2 separate regions of the Homo sapiens genome follow, and region 2 is linked to region 1. A link is a loop called in an ENCODE intact Hi-C map of the cell type or tissue named here. Cell type or tissue: chondrocyte. All regions are shown on one strand. Links, peaks and the distances in the headings refer to the core of each region. The heading gives the core; the rest is flanking DNA.

Region 1 (10,147 bases), core at 1,991-6,990:
GTTATACTTGCTTACAGTATTTAGTACAGTAACATGCTGCCCAGGTTCGCAACCTAGGAGCAACAGACTATGACATATAGTCTAGGTGTATAGTAGGCAATACCATCTAGGTTTGTGTAAGACCACTCCATGATGTTCACACAACGCTGAAATCGCCTAACAATGCACTTCTCAGAATAGATCCCTGTCATTAAGCGATGCATAACTATTTTTTGACTGATGCACATCTGCAGATCAACGTAGACAAAATGAATAGATTTTTGAAAGCCATGACAATATTTAATTTTCAACTTGAAAGCTTCAAATTAAAAGATACACTCAGATCATTTGTGAGGAACTAAACACATCTGTAGCAACAACTATAACATCTTTAAGAAATGAGATATGTTGGGTGAAATTACTTTTATAATTAGCTCTTGCTAACTTTTAATTGCTTGTTAAAAGTACCGTAAAATTGCCTTTATTTTTAAAAAATATATTACACATAATTTGGTCTTCATTGATGGCACAGTGTGCCATTATTATGAAGATTATTGGGCCACACTTTAAGGGATGCTGTAGCTGCAGAAGTTAATGGCTTGAAAGATAGTTGATCACAGAAGTTACCTTGGATTTTGGTTTCTGGAAAATGCCCCAGGTACATCTAGGATCATTAGACTTTACCAAAAACAGAATAGAAAAATTGACTGTATTGCTGATTCACTCCAACATCTTTCTTAAAATGACTTTTCTCCCCGAAATATTAAAGTAAAGCATGCTGTTTGTGGAGATTTGGAGAAGTATAAAGTATGCTGTTAAACTTTTTTATTTTTTGAGATTGAGTTTTTGCTCTTGTTGCCCAGACTGGAGTGCAATGGCATGATCTCGGCTCACCGCAACCCCCGCCTCCCAGGTTCAAGCAATTCTCCTGCCTCAGCCTCCTGAGTAGCTGGGATTACAGGCATGTGCCACCATGCCTGGCTAATTTTGTAGTTTTAGTAGAGACTGGGTTTCTCTATGTTGGTCAGGCTGGTCTCAAACTCCCAACCTCAGGTGACCCACCTGCCTCGGCTTCCCAAAGTGCTGGGATTACAGGCATGAGCCACCATGCTGGGCCAGTTTTAAACTTTTAAAATATTTCATCTTTATCTGGTGCCATAAAAACATTTTTTTTTTCTTGAGATGGAGTCTCGCTCTTACTCAGGCTGGGGTGCAGTGGTGCAATCTCAGCTCACTGCAACCTCTGCCCCTCAGGTTCAAGCAATTCTCATGTCTCAGCCTCCCAAGTAGCTGGGATTACAGGTGCCTGCCACCACGCCTGGCTAATTTTTGTATTTTTGGTAGAGACGGGGGTTTTGCCATGTTGGCCAGGCTGGTTTTGAACTCCTGATCTCAAGTGATCCACCTGCCTCGGCCTCCCAAAGTGCTGGGATTACAGGCGTGAGCCACCACGCCCGGCCTCCACTTCCTTAAAAAAATTTTGATTCTCTATATTAGGGGTTAGCAGACTATGACCCACAGTTGACCACCTATTTTTATAAACAAAATATTAGAACAGCCATACCATTTAATTACATATTGTCTCTTGTTACTTTTGCACTACAACAGCACAGTTATATAAGACAGAGACCATGTAGCTCACAAGCCTAAGTTATGTACAATCTGGCCCTTTAAGAAAAAGTTTGCCAGCTTTTACTTTATATTTTCATATAGTCCATATCATACCTTTATAACCATTCTTTAATTTTCATTATTGTAACCATTACAGTGGAACTTAGTTTATAAACTTGGTCCACATTTCTTACTATTTCGTGTTCTAGAATTACAAATTTGCAATTTTTTGAAGATTATTCAGTTTTTTAATCAAAAAATATTATTTTTTTTAAGAGACTCTCTTTGTTGCCCAGGCTAGAGTTCAGTGGCATGATCTCGGCTCACTGCAACTTCTGCCTCCCGGGTTATAGCAATTCTGCCTCAGCCTCCTGAGTAGCTGGGACTACAGGTGCACGCTGCCACACCTTGCTATTTTTTTGTATTTTAGTAGAGACAGGGTTTCACTGTGTTGCCCAGGCTGGTCTCGAACTCCTGAGCTCTGGCAATCCACCCACCTTGGCCTCCCAAAGTGCTAGGATTACAGGCGTGAGCCACCGCACCCGGCCTTTTTTTTTTTTTTTTTTTTTTTGAGACAGAGTTTCACTCTTGTCGTCCAGGCTAGAGTGCAATGGCACGATCTCGGCTCACTGCAACCTCCGCCTCCCAGGTTCAAGCAATTCTCCTGTCTCAGCCTCCTGAGTAGCTGGGATTACAGGTGCCGGCCACCATGCCTGGCTAATTTTTGTATTTTTTAGTAGAGATGGGGTTTCACCATATTGGCCAGACTGGTCCTGAACTCCTGACCTCAGGTAATGCACCCACCTTGGGCTTCCAAAGTGCTGGGATTACAGGCGTGAGCCACCACGCCCAGCCAAAATATCCATTATTATATTAACATACTCTTTATAGAAAAATAGTAAAACAATACTTAAGTATTTGTAGGTAAAAATGGAAAATTCTCTTACCACAATACTAGCGGAAAGCTTCTTGTCCTGGCATAAACTTCTAAGACTTGATGTTTTCATCTAGATTTTTTTTCTTCACCTCTTCAAAGTCAGTTTTATTTATTAATTTTTAAAAACCTAATGTGATTTTCATTCCTACAGTTCACCAAATATTTCTAGTATGTGTGGCCATGTAACTAGTTCCTGGCCAGTGCATTGTGAGTGAAAGTGGCTTCTGGTTTGGAGCATATAATTGTTGATGTGAAACTTTTTAGAATTTTTTTCGTTTGTCGTAGTGCTTTGTCATATTTGAGATGGTGATTGCTCCATCAGGCTGGGTTACTGAGGGACTACTATGAACAGAGCCTCCCTGTTTATTCAGATGGGCACATGAGAGAGAATGAGTATTTTTGTTTTAAGCCTCTATAGTTAGGGAATTTCTGTTTCTGCAACATAACCTGGCCTATCTTGATCAATACAGTCATGAATCGTGGAAGTGGAGTGCTACCATGAAAAAAAAACAAACTTAAACTATTACAGTGGCTTAGGTGACAGATGGTGTGGCTCCATGAGGTGATCCATATTCTGATGTGCGAGATTTGGTAAACTATTGCCTGTAATACTTGGAAGACATACAATATTCTTAATAAACTTGTATCTCTATCAGAAGACTTCGGATAACAGAATGTTAACAGCATGTTTTGATTACTGTATTAGCTGCATTTGACAAGATTTTTTTTTTTTTTAGATGGAGTCTTGCTCTGTCGCTCAGGCTGGAGTGCAGTGGCGTGATCTCGGCTCACTGCAACCTCTGCCTCCTAGGTTCAAGTGATTCTCCTGCCCCAGCCTCCTGAGTAGCTGGGACTACAGGTATCCATTACCATGCCCAGCTCATTTTTTTTTTTTTTTTGTATTTTTAGTAGAGATGGGGTTTCACCATGTTAGCCAGGCTGCTCTCAAACTCCTGACCTCAGGTGATCCACTCGCCTTGGCCTCCCAAAGTGCTGGGATTGCAGGTATGAGCCACCATGCCCGGCCTGACAATGTATTTTAAGAAAGAAATTAACTCAGCTGAGAAACGAGAAAAGGTAGGATTGCAAATGAGAACAAAAGAGAACACAGGAACTCTAGAAATTCAGATATATGCAAGGCTGGAGAGGCAACAACTTCTTACCTCCAACCATTAAAAGAAGGCCTTTAAGCAACAGAATTTAATTAAATAAAGAATATGGTCATTACAGTACTTGTTAAAACTTTTATTTTTTTGTTTTTTGAGACGGAGTCTCACTCTGTTGCCCAGGCTGGAGTGCAGTGGCGCAATCTCCACTCACTGCAAGCTCCGCCACCCGGGTTCGTGCCATTCTCCTGCCTCAGCCTCCCGAGTAGCTGGGACTACAGGCGCGCCACCACGCCCAGCTAACGTTTTTGTATTTTTAGTAGAGACGGGGTTTTGCAGTGTTCGCCAGGATGGTCTCAATCTCCTGACCTCGTGATCCCACCTCGGCCTCCCAAAGTGCTGGAATTACAGGCGTGAGCCACCGCACCCGGACTAAAACTTTTAACTAGATTAAAGAGAGGTCCCATAGTGTTTCTATATGAGAACTCCTAACAGCATATTTTGGGAAATTTATGTATTTTCTGAATTTCAAGACAAATCAGTCAAGAAATTGTTGAGACAGAGAAAAGTATTGTAACTCTCCTGTTAGAATTAAAGCTTAGTAATCAACTTAGAGCCATTATCCTTTGAAGGAATTCATTGAAGTCAAGCTCAAAAGCAAGAGCAGGGAATGCTGACATGTGGAGTTCAAGGGTAAGGTCAACATTTCCCGGAACCAGAACAGGAGCACTTAGAAGGAAAGTGGTCACAATCGAATCACTTGGTCTTACTTGTAGCCATTGCCATGTTGTAAGTATGTGTTCATGCCCCATCTGCTGCTGAGAGTTAGTCATTCTTGTAAATATAATAAATATCTATAGGTTTATGTAGATAGTATACTTTATACGAATCCTATCAATGGTGTTCCAAGAAATAGCACAATGTAGGAGCAAAATAAGCCCTTAAATTGGCAATTTTGACAGTGCTTCTGTGTAATGCTTTAACCTTGCCAAAAGAGCCAAATGTTACGTATTTCAAATACTACCAAATCAATTTGTTGGCACTTCCCAGTGTTCTACTGTTCTTTGCAAATACTTTCAACAAGAAATGCAAAGAAAAGAAGACGTGAATGTTATGGAACATTTTAAAAAGAAATCAGAAATGGATCTAAACTCTAAATTAACAAAAGCAGTATCAGTTTCAACAGCAAGATCAAAATCAGGGCAGACAAAGTACTTTCATCATTAAAAAAAGTAAGAGGCCAGTCATGGTTTTTGAACTTGACTCATATCAATGCGAAATAAAATAAATTTTTATATCTGAAACATTCATAACCAAATAAAGATAAAGACTATTGTGTAGGACAATTAATGCTTTATGTGCTTTAAATTTTTCTTTTGGGAATAACTTTTAAACAAATATTTGTAGTCTTCCAGTTTTTAAAATGATTTTTTATTTCACATTTATGTTACTGTTTCCTTCATTTCTGTTGTCAATATATCAGGTAGAAATAATGATATTAAAATATATCATCTTGTCACAGGATATTGGCTCATAGTAATAAACCACATTTTAATTTTTTCAGCAAAAAATTTCTGAAACATTTAGTATAACTACTACAGAAAAATTATTCCATATTTATTAAGGTTACAATTATTTAAAAATACATTAAGTATAATGTTATGAAAACTACAGAATGCTGATTCTGTATAATTTAGGAATTCCTGAGAATTTTCAGAAATTTTGATTCCTCATTCTTATATCCCAAATATTAGTATGTCAGGAATTGGGAAATGCTAATGACCCATATATCTTTTCAGTTAGACAAAATGGCTTAGGAAGCAGGTACTAAAGGGTCAGACTTCCACCAATGCCTGATGGTCTCAAGGTACTCCAGTCAAGTGTGGGAGGAGCTGGGGGAGACCTATCTTTAAAAATTGTGGTGTGCCTCTTGGCTCATTGCTGACTCAAATCATATAAACAAAAAACAAACTTTTTGAGAGAATTGTACCATTAAAGGAACCATGGGCCTGGATTAAAAGTTTATGACTGTTTGAGACCTGTGGGCCCCCAACTTTCTATAGGAAGCGGCAGAGTGAGAAAGCTCCCTGGGCCCCAAATAGGACATATTCCTTAATGCCTGCCTCAAAGGTGGCCAAGAAGGATAAAGGTAAGAGATAGGACCTCCTGGATGATAGGATCAAGAGCCTTGGACACCAATAAATTGGGGATCACCTCCCGAGGAACAGAATCAGGCTTGAATCAGGAATTTGTGCACCCCCATTGTAGAGGAAATCATAGCAGAGAATTGCTTTGGCCCACTAACTGCTTTTATGTCTCCCATCTTTCCCTTTCTGAATAGAAGTGTTTATTACAGTTTTTCTATCTCTTTTTCAATCTTGTATGTGTAGGGTATGAACAACTTTTTAGATCATTGATTAACAGATCAAGAGGAGACTAGGGCACACCATCTACTGATTTAGAGACTAGAAGGAGATAGTGGATTTTGAGTTTGATGCCATCGATGACAATAGGACTTTCAGTGCCACTTTTGATGCCATTTGATGGCAATGGGACTTTGGAGTTATCTCTCTTTAGAAGAGATAATGTTTTGGCTGTAGTCATAGGGTTATCTGCCATATAGTGGTTCTCCCTAGAGAACCAGACAGAGCAGGATTACACTTTCCTCATGGTTGAGTGGGACCATCTGTCTGGTTTTGGATTGTGACCTGTGGGCAAATACGACATGTCACTTCTAAACTGAAGCGTTAAATTACTGATTTGAGACCCTCTAGATTTTTGTCTCTCCTCTGATTTGTTTGCTGGTGATGTTTGAGATGGTTGCTCTGTCATCTGAGTTACTATAATGAACAGAAAAATCACTGGACTTTTAGAATGAATGAGAACCTTGTCAACAGATTCAAATGTTTATAGCTGCGATTTCAAGAACTTTTGTTTTGAGATTATACACAGACAAGTTTAGTTTATTTTTCTGGTGAATTGAACCTTATTTTTTTCCGGTGAATTGAGCCTTAGATTGATAGCAGATTAAGTCTATCAGTCAGGATAGGTTAGAATGACATTGTAATAATCCTCCAAATCTCAGTAAGTAAAAGCAAGAAAAATGTATTTCTCATTCATTCTAAAATTTTTCATGCCAGTGCCTAAGGACCCATCTCAGATTTTCTAACCTTTTTGATCTATCTCAGCAGTTCCTATCTTTTACTAATGCAAGCTATCCTCTGGCATAGTAATTTTACCATTAGTCCCTGTAGAGATTTTTCAAAAATCATCTTATTGCATAACTTTAAAAATAGTTTTAGGACTTTCACTTCTCGCCAATTTGGAGTAATAAGGGCTGGATTTACCCTCCCACTTGAAACAAAAAACAACATGAAACAATGGTGTTAAAGTTAGTAACAGCAGGAATGAAGGACAGTGATCCATGAGAGACAGAAAACAAATGAAGTGAGCTCTATGATTACCTTAGCTTACTGCTTTGAGTTTCCGAGTCATAGCACAGGAAATAGGAACTGAGGCAAAGTGAAGAGAGACCTTGAGTTGAGGAGGAAGAACTGAGGGCACAGAGAGACTCAGGAAGTGAGAGTTCTTAGGACCAAGTTACAGAGAGGAGAGAGCTGCATGGAGAGATTTGCAGTATTCAGCAGAGTACTATGTTGTGTGTCAGGAAACTACCAAAGGCTGGGAAAAGAATAATCAGAGGTGTAGGAGGAACAATGCTTGGCACTTTAAACAGGACGAGAAACAGTGCATTCCCACAAGCCAGAATGAAAACCTTATAATTTATGGGGCATGGGTGGAGAACTGAAGAAGGTTTGCCTCAGTAGTATGGGAATAATTAACCCTAGACTGAGTACTGCCCTGTACCCAGAAAACAAATGCTAAAAACAAATCTGCAAAGATCAAGTAATTTCTAAGTAAATGTACTGTGTCCCAGAATAAAACTCAAGGTATACAGAAATATAAAAATATTGAATATCCACAAAGGTAAAATTAACCATATCTGGCATCCAATCAAAGATTAGCAGGCCTACACAGAGGCAGGAAAACATTACCATAATGAGGAAAATCGCCAGTCAGAACGAACAGATATCAGAATTAGCAGGGGGGAACATTAGAATAATTAATATAACTGCTGTATCTTCCAAAAGTTAAGAAGCTGGCCAGGCACAGTGGCTCACACCCATAATCCCAGCACTTTGGGAAGCCAGTGAGGGAGGATCACTTGAGCCCAGGAGTTCAAGACGAGCCTGCCCACCATGGTGAGACCCCATCGCTCCAAAAAAAAAAAAAAAAAAAAAAAAAAAAGAAAAAGCCTGGCTTGGTGGTGTGCACCTGTAGTCTCAGCTATTTGGGAGGCTGAGGTGGGAGGATTGCTTGAGCCTGAGAGGTCAAGGTTGCAGTGAGCCATGATCGTACTGCTGCATTCCAGGTTGGCTGATAGAGTAAGACCCTGTCTCCAAAAAAAAAAAAAAAAAAAAGGTAAGAAATTATTTTTAGAAGACCCAAATTGAACTTTCAGGGATGAGAACTACAATGTCTGGGATAAAAATTATGCTGATGAGATTAATGGCAGATTAGATATAGCAGAAGAAAAGATCAGTGAATTTGAAGACATAGAAATAGAAATTATCCAAGATGAAACACAGAGGAAAAAAGAAATTTAAAAATTTATTTAAAAAAGGAAAAGAAAAAAGCATCAGTGGACACCTTCAAGAATTATGATATTTTCCAAACCTGAAAACGATCAACTCACAGATCCAAGAAGCTCAATGAACCCCAAGCACAAGACACATGAAGAAAACTATACAAAGGCAACATAAATTGCTCAAAACAAGTAATAAAATCTTAAAAGCAATCAGATAAAAAAAGACGTGTACATTTTGAGGAAAAAAGTTAAGGATGTCATCAGATTTCCTTAAAAGTACTGAGAGAAAAAAACTGTTAACCTAGAATTGTATTCCCAGCAAAAATGTCTTTCAAAAACAAAGGTGCAGTTACTCGGGAGGCTGAGGTGGGATGATTGCTTAAAGCAATCAGTTCGAAGCTGTAAAGAGCTATGATCATGTCTGTGGAGAGCCACTGCACTCCAGGATGGGTAACACAGCAATATCTTGCCCCTTAAAAAAACTTTTTTTTTTAATTTAAAAAAGTCAAATACTTTTTCAGAATTTTTTGGCACAGACCTGCACTACAAGAAATGCCAAAAGAAGCCGTGTGGACAGAAGGTATATATCTGAGAACAAATTATTTACCTGTATTTAAATTTTCTATGGCCTTACAGATTTTTCTTTCTCTCCTTGATCTATCAGTTACTGAGAGAAATGTTTTAAAATTCCTCACTGTGGTGGTAGATTTGTCCATTTATAGCTGTGATTTCATGAACTTTTGTTTTAATTTGAGATTACATTGTATGCAGAAAAGTTATTTTTCTGGTGAATTGAGCCTTATTAATAGTGACCATGCATAACGTTTATGTTGTTTGAGACAGCCATACAAGCTTTCTTTGGTTAGTATTTGCATGATATATATTTTCCACTACTATACTTTCAACCTTTCTGTAGTATATACATACAATTTAAAAATACAATCAGATAATCTTTGTCTTTTAATTACAGTATTTAGTCCACTATGTTTATGGTAATGATAAATTGTGAACATTCTGTTTATTCTGCATTCTATTTTTATTTTCTTTCTTGCTCTCTTTCAAAGTATCATTTTTCTCATCTTATTTTAATATTCTACTGGTTTTGGAGTTATATACAGACAGTACTCGACTTATGATGGTTTGACTTAGTATTTTTCAACTTTACAATGGTGCAAAAAAATACACATTCAGCATAAACCATACTTGTGAGTACCCATACAACCATTCTGTTTTTCATTTTCAATACAGTATTCAATAAATTACATGAGATATTTAACACTTTATTATAAAACAAATGTTAGATGATTTTTCCCAACTTTAGGCTCATATAAGCATTTTGAGCATGTTTAAAGTAGGCTAAGCTAAGCTATGATGTTCGGTAGGTTAGGTATATTAAATGCATTTTCAAATTATGATATTGTAAACTTTCAATGGGTCTATTATGACACAACCCCATCATAAGTCCAGGAGCATCTGTACTTTATACTGTTTTTTAAAATTTTTATTTTAATCTTTTAGTGGGTACTCTCCAGGAATTTACACCATGTATCCTAAATTTATTAAAGTCTATAGTTAATCATATTTACCCTTTTCCCAAACAGGAACCCCAAAATACTTAAATTCCACTTGAGACCATATACTCCTTTCTAAAAGGTGGCCTCTGCTACTCAGTTCTAGCCCAAGACTGCCCATCAAAAATGCAGGCTCAGAATGGGATATTACATCTTTTGATTTTTAAGTGTTGTCCAGAAATGTGTGAGCAAAACAAAAATATGTTGACAGTTCACCAGTTATAAGCCTCTTTTAGGCCTAGGAAAGAGAGTATTTCATGATGGCTTTACTCAGTAGTGGTTGGTTGCTACTGTT
Region 2 (10,147 bases), core at 1,700-6,699, 82 kb after region 1:
TGAGCCTTGGACTAGTTTGAGAGAACACTTCCTGGAGATCCAGCTTTAGGGATCATCAGTTTTACCTCTAGGAGTCCCATAAGGTTTTCAGGGTAAAGAACAGAGAAAAATCCCCTCATGCTCTGGTAGGGGAGATAAAGACGGGGAATAATCATTTTGAAATACACATAGAGCATTCTGTTCTCCTTAACAAAGGCTTGTTCTCAAGGGATCTATTTTAATAGTATCTAGCTTGTTTGAGTTTTACTAGACTCTAACTGACTCTGGAGAAGGAAAATACCCAACTTCAGCCTCCTCAAGGCTTTGATGTGGGAGAAAGAAACTATAAGACTCAGACACTATTTGAGAAGGAGTCTCTAGGGAAACCCGAAGACAACAGAGAAAAACAAGGACACTAGGGGAAATTTTATTCTTTCACACCTACTACAATAGCAATAGTAAACACAGTCTATATACTAATCAGATAAACATAAAGCCTCACATGAAAGGTCTGTTTACCACAGTACCATTTACTTGATACAGTATGTTTGGCTTTCAACAAAAAGTTACAAAGCATGCTAAAGGCAAAAAACAAACAAAAAAACCCCCATAGTCTGAAGAGACAAGCAAACCATATTCAGACACAGTAGATTTTGAAAGTATCAGAACATTAAAAATAACCATGATTAATATGCTAAGGTGCTAAGAGGTCTAATGAAAAAGTGGACAACAAGAAAGAATGGATGAGTTATATAAGCAGAGAGTTGGAAATGCTAAGAAAGAATAAAAGGAAATGCCAGGAAAGAAACCACTTGTAACAGAAATGAAGAGTGCCAGTAGACTAGATACAGTAGAGGAAAGAATCATTGAGCCTGAAGATATGTCAATAAAAATTTTCTAAACCAAAAAGCAAAGAGAAAAAAGAATTTTTAAAAATGGAACAGAATACCCAAGAACTATAAGACAATTACAAAGGGTGTAACTATATGTAACAGGGTTGCCAAAAGGAGAAGAAAGAGAAAGGAACAGAAGAAATATTTGAAGTAATGATGGCTGAAAATTTTTCAACATTTTCAAAACCACAGATCTAGAAAGCTAGGATAACACTGAGTAGGGTAAATACCAAAAATGCACACCTCCACATAATAATCAAACTGCAGAAAACTAAAGACAAAGAGAAAATCTAGAAAGAAGCCAGGGGAGGGAAATACACTTTACCTACAGAGGAACAAAAATAAAAATGACATTGGATTTCTTTTCAGAAACCATGCAAGCAAGAAAAGCATGTGGTGAAATATTTAAAGAATTGAAAGGAAAAAAAAATCTACCTAGAAGTTTGTACCCAGTGAAATTATCCTCCAAAAGTGAAGGAAAAATAAAGACTTTATCAGAAAAAAGAATTGATGTAGACCTACCTTGCAAAGAAGGATTACAAGAAGTTCTTCAGAGAGGAGGAAAATGGTGTAGGTCAGAAACTTGGGTCTGCATAAGCAACAGGGAGCATCAGGAAAGAAGTGTAAGTAACATAAAATATTTTATTTTTCATATTAACGGATATAATACATTGTTCAAAATAACAATGAAGCAATATATCTGATGATCACAGCTTATGGACAAATGAATGACAGCTGTATTATAGGGATGGGATGCCCTCCTCTTTCCTTTCCCTCTTGGGAAATGGTGAGGAGCCATTTAGATCATGGAAATGGTGAGGAGCCTCTTGGGAAATGGTGAGGAGCCATTTAGATCATGTGGACAGGGATGAAACGATGAGTAGAAGGAACCTGGGTCCCTAATGTTACAGATTACCATATGAGCTCTAGATATTATTTGAAGGTCCCCATTAGAATTAGCTGAGCCTCTACCTAGCAAATACAAGAGCCTAGTACCAGTAGAGAAGTGTGAGAGGAATCCCGAGTGTGCAGGGTTAAAGGGGGATCAGAGAATGAAGGTAGCTCAGGTGCACCATTCTCATCAGTAGGTTGTCAATAAAAGAGCCACGAGAGAGAGAGAAGAGAACTTGAAGAGACAATAAAGGACACAATTTGCTGCTTTCTGAATCACTGATGAATCTGAGTCAGTTAAGGTATAAATGCTTCAAAAATAAATAGTATGAATGGCAAGAATGGACTCTTGTTAAGTACTTTCTAATAGTAGAATTTGCATTTATTATAAACCTGCATCGATGTTGCACTTTTATCAAAATTAAAGCCATTAAGTCAAATAATCCTAGTTTAATTATGAATAAGAGATGTATTAATCAACTACTGTAAGTACATTGTCACATTATTTAAAGAAAACTAAAAAATCATTTTGACAAGGAGATCATGTGCCAAACTTAATAAACATAGCCAGGACAATTTGGGTTGCTTAAAGATTTTTAAAAACAAATTTGTATGGAGATTTTTGCAGCATGGATATGGATATAGATATAGATAAGTAGATATATATATATATGAAACAAGATCATTAGCAATGTTTAGGTCTGGTTTATGGGATTAGGTAATAAATTTTCTTTTTGTATTTTTTACATTTTTGATCTTTTTTTAAGTTCAAATCATGTTATTAAATTATTATTTTTTTAATTTTATTATTATTATACTTTAAGTTTTAGGGTACATGTGCACAATGTGCAGGTTTGTTACATATGTATATATGTGCCATGTCGGTGTGCTACACCCATTAACTCATTATTTAGCATTAGGTATATCTCCTAATGCTATCCCTCCCCCCTCCTCCCACCCCACAACAGGCCCCGGTGTGTTATGTTCCCCTTCCTGTGTCCATGTGTTCTCATCGTTCAATTCCCACCTATGAGTGAGAACATGTGGTGTTTGGTTTTCTGTCCTTGCGATAGTTTGCTGAGAATGATGGTTTCCAGCTTCATCCATGTGCCTAAAAAGGACATGAACTCATCCTTTTTTATGGCTGCATAGTATTCCATGGTGTATGTGTGCCACATTTTCTTAATCCAGTCTATCATTGTCGGACATTTGGGTTGGTTCCAAGTCTTTGCTATTGTGAATAGTGCTGCAATAAACATACGTGTGCATGTGTCTTTATAGCAGCATGATTTATAATCCTTTGGGTATATACCCAGTAATGGGATGGCTGGGTCAAATGGTATTTCTAGTTCTAGATCCCTGAGGAATCGCCACACTGACTTCCACAATGGTTTAACTAGTTTATAGTCCCACCAACAGTGTAAAAGTGTTCCTGTTTCTCCACATCCTCTCCAGCACCTGTTGTTTCCTGACTTTTTAATGATTGCCATTCTAACTGGTGTGAGATGGTATCTCATTGTGGTTTTGATTTGCATTTCTCTGATGGCCAGTGATGATGAGCACTTTTTAATGTGTTTTTTGGCTGCATAAATGTCTTCTTTTGAGAAGTGTCTGTTCATATCCTTCACCCACTTTTTGATGGGGTTGTTTGTTTTTTTTTCTTGTAAATTTGTTTGAGTTCTTTGTAGATTCTGGATATTAGCCCTTTGTCAGATGAGTAGGTTGCAAAAATTTTCTCCCATTCTGTAGGTTGCCTGTTCACTCTGATGGTAGTTTCTTCTGCTGTGCAGAGCTTCTGCACAGCAGAAGAAACTACCATCAGAGTGAACATTTTTGATCTTTTTTAAAAGAGGAAAAATAAATATTTAAAATTTATCATTCTTGGGTGTTTCTTAGAGTGGGGGATGTGGCAGGGTCATAGGATAATAGTGGAGAGAAAGTCAGCAGATAAACACATGAACAAAGGTCTCTGGTTTTCCTAGGCAGAGGTCCCTGCGGCCTTCCGCAATTTTTGTGTCCCTGGGTACTTGAGATTAGGGAGTGGTGATGACTCTTAACGAGCATGCTGCCTTCAAGCATCTGTTTGACAAAGCACATCTTGTACCGCCCTTATTCCATTTAACCCTGAGTTGACACAGCACATGTTTCAGAGAGCACGGGGTTGGGGGTAAGGTTATAGATTAACAGCATCCCAAGGCAGAAGAATTTTTCTTAGTAAAGAACAAAATGGAGTCTCCTATGTCTACTTCTTTCTACACAGACACAGTAACAATCTGATCTCTCTTTCTTTTCCCCACATTTCCCCCTTTTCTTTTCAACAAAACCACCATTGTCATCATGGCCCGTTCTCGATGGTCGCTGTCTCTTCGGAGCTGTTGGGTACACCTGCGGAAAGGATGTCACTTCACAGTTGGAAGATTGCACAGCTGCCGGGCAGAGGCACTCCTCACTTCCCAGACAGGGTGGCCGGGCAGAGGCGCTCCTCACTTCCCAGGCAGGGTGGCGGCTGGGCAGAGGCGCTCCTCACATCCCAGACGGGGCGGCCGTGCAGAGGCGCTCCTCACATCCCAGACGATGGGCGGCCGGGCAGAGGTGCTCCTCACATCCCAGACGATGGGCGGCCAGGCAGAGGGGCTCATCACATCCCAGACGATGGGCGGCCAGGCAGAGACGCTCCTCACTTCCTAGACGGGGTGGCAGCCGGGCAGAGGCTGTAATCTTAGCACTTTGGGAGGCCAAGGCAGGCGGCTGGGAGGTGGAGGTTGTAGCTAGCCGAGATCACGCCACTGCACTCCAGCTTGGGCAACATTGAGCATTGAGTGAGCGAGACTCCGTCTGCAATCCCAGCACCTCCGGAGGCCGAGGCGGGCAGATCACTGGAGGTCAGGAGCTGGAGACCAGCCCGGCCAATACGGCGAAACCCCGTCTCCACCAAAAATAGAAAAACCAGTCAGGCGTGGCGGCGCTTGCCTGCAATCCCAGGCACTCGGCAGGCGGGGGCAGGAGAATCACGGGAGCCCGAAGCAGGGAGGTTGCAGCCAGCCGAGATCAGGGCAGTACAGTCCAGCCTCAGCAACAGAGGGAGACCGTCAAAAGAAAGAAAACGAAAGAAAGAAAGAGAGAGAAAGAAAGAGAAGGAAAGAAAGAAAAAGAAAGAAAGAAAGGGAGGGAGGGAGGGAGGGAAGGAAGGAAGGAACGATTTTAAATTTAAAAGTCCTCTATCTCCTTTACTGTTAGTTGAAGGGAAACAGGTAGAAATAGTGGATATAAGAAAAGTGTGCGCTTGAAGTGCTTCGCTTTTGTAAAGGAAGAGGAGAAACACTTCCAAAGTCAAGGGTGTTGTTCAGCTATAAATGGGCCTTTGTCTGTGTTCATCTCTATTACTCCTGCCAAGGACAGGGATTTTCCATGTGATTCTAAGAGGATTAAAATGGTAAAAAAGAGTGACTGTGACAAGCTGAGATGTGCCTTTAGGATAACCAAAGGTCAGAAAAGGATTAAGTAAATGACCCAGCTGGAGAAGGTAGAGAAACACCCTATCAAGGAGAACCTGACATTCTGAGGACAAGAGTGTTTGCTCGGGAAGAGCTAAGGAGAATGACACTCAGGGTGTGATCCGGGGAACAGCCTCAGATCAGAGAAGTGGAGTCTGGACTACGAAAACCGGAGGTTTTTCTGTGAGGAGAACCCAGGGAGGCTGCTGGCTGAGCTGGCGGGAATGTGGAGAAGAAAAGCAAAGACAAGAACCTGCTCCTGAGGTCTGGAGGTTGAGGAGAAAAGGAGTGTGGGTGAAGTAGTAATCTCAGAGACTGAGGCTAAGAGGAGAAGTCTCTGGACTGAATAAAGGCACCGCCACTAGAGAAGAACCAGAAGGTCCCAGAGTGCGTTATATCAAAATACCGGGGAATTGTTCTTAACATTTGCTTCAACTGTGTAACTGTATAATGCACACACCTCAACTTCCCCGTTCTATAGGAAGTGATACTTGCGTATCAACACTACAGTGCACCCTGTTGGGAAAAGAAGCATTGTTGGTGACCAGTAAATGAGGAAAGGAAGGATACTAACTTCAGTAGAGGGAATGCTGTTTCACAAAATACAGCTAAGAATGTTATGCATGCAATGTTGTCTTTTAATTTTCACAGTAACCCTCTGCAGTCAGTAATATTATCCCTGCTTCACAGACCTGAAGAGAAAAGAGTTTACTAATGTGGTCAAGATGCTCAGCAAGCTTAAGTCTGGTTTGAGCCGAAGCCCTCACTTCCCACCTTACCATGCCCGTGAGCACTCTCTGATCTGACTTGGAAATGAAGAGTTAAATTTAGGTGAGTCAAAATAGATCATTCAAGTGGAGAATAACCTGGCATCCTTATTTCTAAAATGCATGATAAACTTTCAGTATTTTACCTAATTTCCTGAAGATTCCAAAGAGATACTTAATTCTCAAGACCCCAAAAAGCCAGAAGCATTCCATTCTCCAAATGAAAAAATTGCATGTAATATTTTTTAAATGGAGCATCATTATATTCATGCCATTAATGGAATTAGATATGCTCAGATACATAAGCAGTATGCACAGTGTCCACATAATGTCTCAGACACACTAATCTGAGAGGTTGAGGAAATCAAATATTGTTAAATATTATTTAGAGATGTACAAAGGTAGCTCTCGGAGAGGAAGCCATCAGTAGGTTTATAACAAGTCCATGTTTTTCTTTTCTATTTTTGTATTAGGGAATAGATGTTGATAATCAAGAAAGATTACTTGTTTCCAGGGTGAAGGGGGAGGGAAAAAGCAACCAATTACACTAAATCAGAAGTATCATTTTGGGGGGGGTGTAATAACTGATAGGATGATGAGTGTTTTATTTAAAGTTCCAACAAATAATTTTAAGGAGAATGTTTCATTAATTCATGTGGTCACTCAGTTTTCATTCTTTCCTTCCAGTGCCAGCACTGGTAAGTGTGAGAGAAAAATGAGTAGGACATGGTCCTTTCCTCACAGTGAGGGCAATAGATACACATGAGCTAACTACAGTGAAATATGATAGGCTTTGCAAGGACAGATGAGCAAAAGGCTGTGGGAGCCAGAAGAAGGGAAGCATCTATTGCACCAAGACCTGTGTGACTGTTAAAGCTCCCCAAAGGCAGAAGCCAGGCCCCAGCCCCTGGAGTGACTGCCAACATAGCAGCTGCGGAGCCGCGGTTACACCATTGTAGCAACAGCCAGAAAGCAAGATGAAGCCAGGCCCGGCAGCCTCATGGTTGTGGTTAACAGGTGTTGAAGCAAGTGTGAAGGAAGTGTGAGATCAAACCACAGCTGGGTTTGGAGAGATAAACCTCTCTTAAATGCATAAAGAAATAACCTAAGCAGGCAATGTTGTCACTTCACTGAAGTTTAAGTTTGTCTTCAAATTTATCAGGATCCCAAGGTTTTTCCCATGGTTTTTCTAAGCTTTGACACTTACCTGGGTTACAGCTCTAATTTGGAAAAGGACAGAAATGTTGAGAATCAAATGCCTGGAAGTGAAAGATGAACTTCTGCAAGAAAGTGGCTGGAGTATTCATTAGCACTTTGTTTGGAACTTTCTCACCTGCTAAGTCCTCATCTGCTTCTTCCCTTAAAAATTGCAATGCTTTATTCATTCATTCATTTGTTAATTAAGTATGTATGGAGCACCTACTGTGGACTAAACTTTGATGATTCATAGATGATTAAATGCCATCACTCCTCTCTGGGAGTTCATCTTAATGGGAAGGCAACACTCAATCCCAATATAAGGCAATAAATGTGTAAAACATATCCTGGAAACACGATGGAGGAACTGATTTACCTGCCCAAGAAAGATGTCATAGGAGAGAATATCTTTGAGCTTGGGTGTAAAAGATATGTAGGGATTTTCAAATAGGATGGCAAAGAGATTTTTTTTTAATTTAATTTTTATTTTGGAGAAAGGGTCTCACTCTAACATCTACATTGGAGTGCAGTGGCACAATCATGGCTCACTGCGGCCTTGACTTCCCAGGCTCAGATGATTCTCCCACCTCAGCCTCCCAAGTAGCTGGGACTACAGGCACATACCACGGCACCTTGGTAATTTTTTGTATTTTTTTTTTGGTAGAGATGGGGCTTTGCCATGTTGCCCAGGCTGGTCTCAAAGTTCTGAACTCAAGTGATTCGCCCGCCTTGGCCTCTCAAAATGCTAGGATTACAGGCATGAACCACCATGCCTGGCCCAGAGAGTTTTTAAAGAGAGAAAACAGCCTGAGCTAAGTCACGAACGCCCAGAATTGCATGGAGTATTCAAGAAAAGGGGCCAGCATTAGGTCAGGATTGGAGTAACAGAAGATGTGCTGGAAAGGCAGATTCGGACTACCCTTATAGAAAAGAAGAAACAAACAATTGTCTTAAAAGCTTTAGCCCGTCCCAACTTGTGGGTTCAGAGACAGTGGGGTTGCCTCTAGTTGACTTTAGCTTGGCTTTGACTTGTTGTTTACTAGCCGAATTTCTAAGACATAGTTTTGAAGCAGGCAAAGTACATACAGAATGTCCCATTGTCCCCTTTCTGCTTCATCCCTCTAAAGAGCACTCTTTGTCTCCAGACTTCTTTCTAGCTTCTTTTATTCTGTGATCTAACAGAGTCTGTCAGCTGGAGGCTCCCTTCCTCATGCCTTTACTCCAGGCTCAACTGAATCTGATAAACACATTAAAAAAAAAAAAAACAGAGTAGCTTCACTGTGTTACTTCTCAAGACAATACGTCTGACTCTCAGTAGAAGTGTTCAATATTTCACATAAACTAATTTTTAGATCTAGCAAGTATGTGCCTGTGTGTTTGCATATGTGGTTGTGAAGATTTTGAGGAGAAAGGAGAGCAGATGCTATTTGGTCTGCTGATGTCATCATCTGGATTCACACGTCACTGAGAGTGAGGAGCGGACCACCTCTGAGCTCCACCTTCTTACAAGTTAGTGTGGCCATGGCCCTAGTGTCCATAGTCTGATGTTGAATGGGGCTTCGATGTACAAGGTCAGTATGTTTCAAGTTTTTATAATAGTCCCTATTAAAGATGTAAATTACCCTACCAAAAAAACAAAAAATTTCATTCACGAAGTCCCACTCTATCCTGAAGAATCCATAGGCTTCCTACTTTGAGAATAATCAGTGTGCAATGGGCTACTTTGAACAAACTAAAGTGAGAAAACACAAATAGAGCTCTACATTTTATGATAGTTGTGTTGTCAATATTGATCAATGGCCTACAAACATAAATATCACTGTCATGATCTATGAAACCAAGGGTGCCTCCTGGACCCTAATACAGTCATGAGTCACTTAACAATGGGGATACATTCTGAGAAATGCATCGTTAGGCGATTTTGTCGTTGTGCAACCGTCACAGAGTGTACAGTACTGAAACAAACCTAGACGGTATAGCCTACTACACACATAGGATATATGATATGGCCAATTGCTCCTAGGCAACGAATCTGTACAGCATGTTACTGTACTGAATACTGTAGGCAATTGTAACACAATGGTAAATGTTTGTCTATCTAAACATATGTAAACATAGGAAAGGTACAGTAAAGGCAGAATATAAAGGATTAAAAATGGCACGCCTGTATAGGGCATTTACCATGAATGGAGGCTGTGGGACTGGAGGTTGCTCTGAGTGAGTGAGTGGTGAGTGAATGTGAAGGCCTAGGACACTACTGTACACTACTGTAGACTTTATAAACATTGTACACATAGGCTACACTAAATTTTTTTCTTTCTTCAATAGTAAATTAACCTAAACTTACTGTAACTTTTTTATTTTATAAACTTTTTTTAACTATTTGATTATTTTGTAATACTTAAAATACAAACACATTGTACAGATGTACAACAATATTTCTTTATATCCTATTCTATAAGCTTTTTCCTATTTAATGTTTCACTTTCTAAGCTTTTTTGTTAAAAACAAAGACACAAACACATACGTTATCTTAGGCCTACAAAGGGTCAGGATGATCAGTTCTACTGTCTTCCACCTCCACATCTTATGGTCTTCAGGGACATTAACATTCATGGAGCCGTCATCTCCTATGATCATGTCTTTTTCTGGAATACCTCCTGAAGGACCTGCCTGAGGCTGTTTTGCAGTTCCTTTTTTTTTAATAAGTAGGAGTATACTCTAAGACAATAATTTAAAAAGTATAGCATAGTAAACACATAAATCAGTAACACAGTTGTTTATTATCAAGTATTATGTCTGCACATAATTGTATGTGTTATTCTTTTTCACCGGCCAGTGCAGTAGGTTTGTTTACACTCGCATCACCACAAACGTGTGATTAATGTGTTGCACTAAGAAGTTACCATGGCTACAACATCACTAG

Evidence for each region. Peaks named below come from ENCODE experiments on the same cell type or tissue, not always from the same donor. Only the 100,000 strongest peaks of a DNase experiment are listed, where the experiment ranks them.
Region 2: a loop joins it to region 1, with 2.0 times the contacts of the local background. A loop is called at or near these places in 1 of 110 quality-filtered maps.

Annotation. Positions count from the first base shown.
Region 1 is chr15:56,617,146-56,627,292 of GRCh38, reverse strand. No RefSeq gene overlaps it. Among named protein-coding and RNA genes, the nearest start is that of ZNF280D, 110 kb to the left of the region's middle. In chondrocyte, for the core only: no CTCF peak of the experiment used is centred there; no DNase peak of the experiment used is centred there.
Region 2 is chr15:56,534,907-56,545,053 of GRCh38, reverse strand. The region is part of intron 1 of LOC105370832 (a long non-coding RNA gene); the gene reads left to right. Among named protein-coding and RNA genes, the nearest start is that of MNS1, 75 kb to the right of the region's middle. In chondrocyte, for the core only: no CTCF peak of the experiment used is centred there; a DNase peak (open chromatin) is centred at 4,303.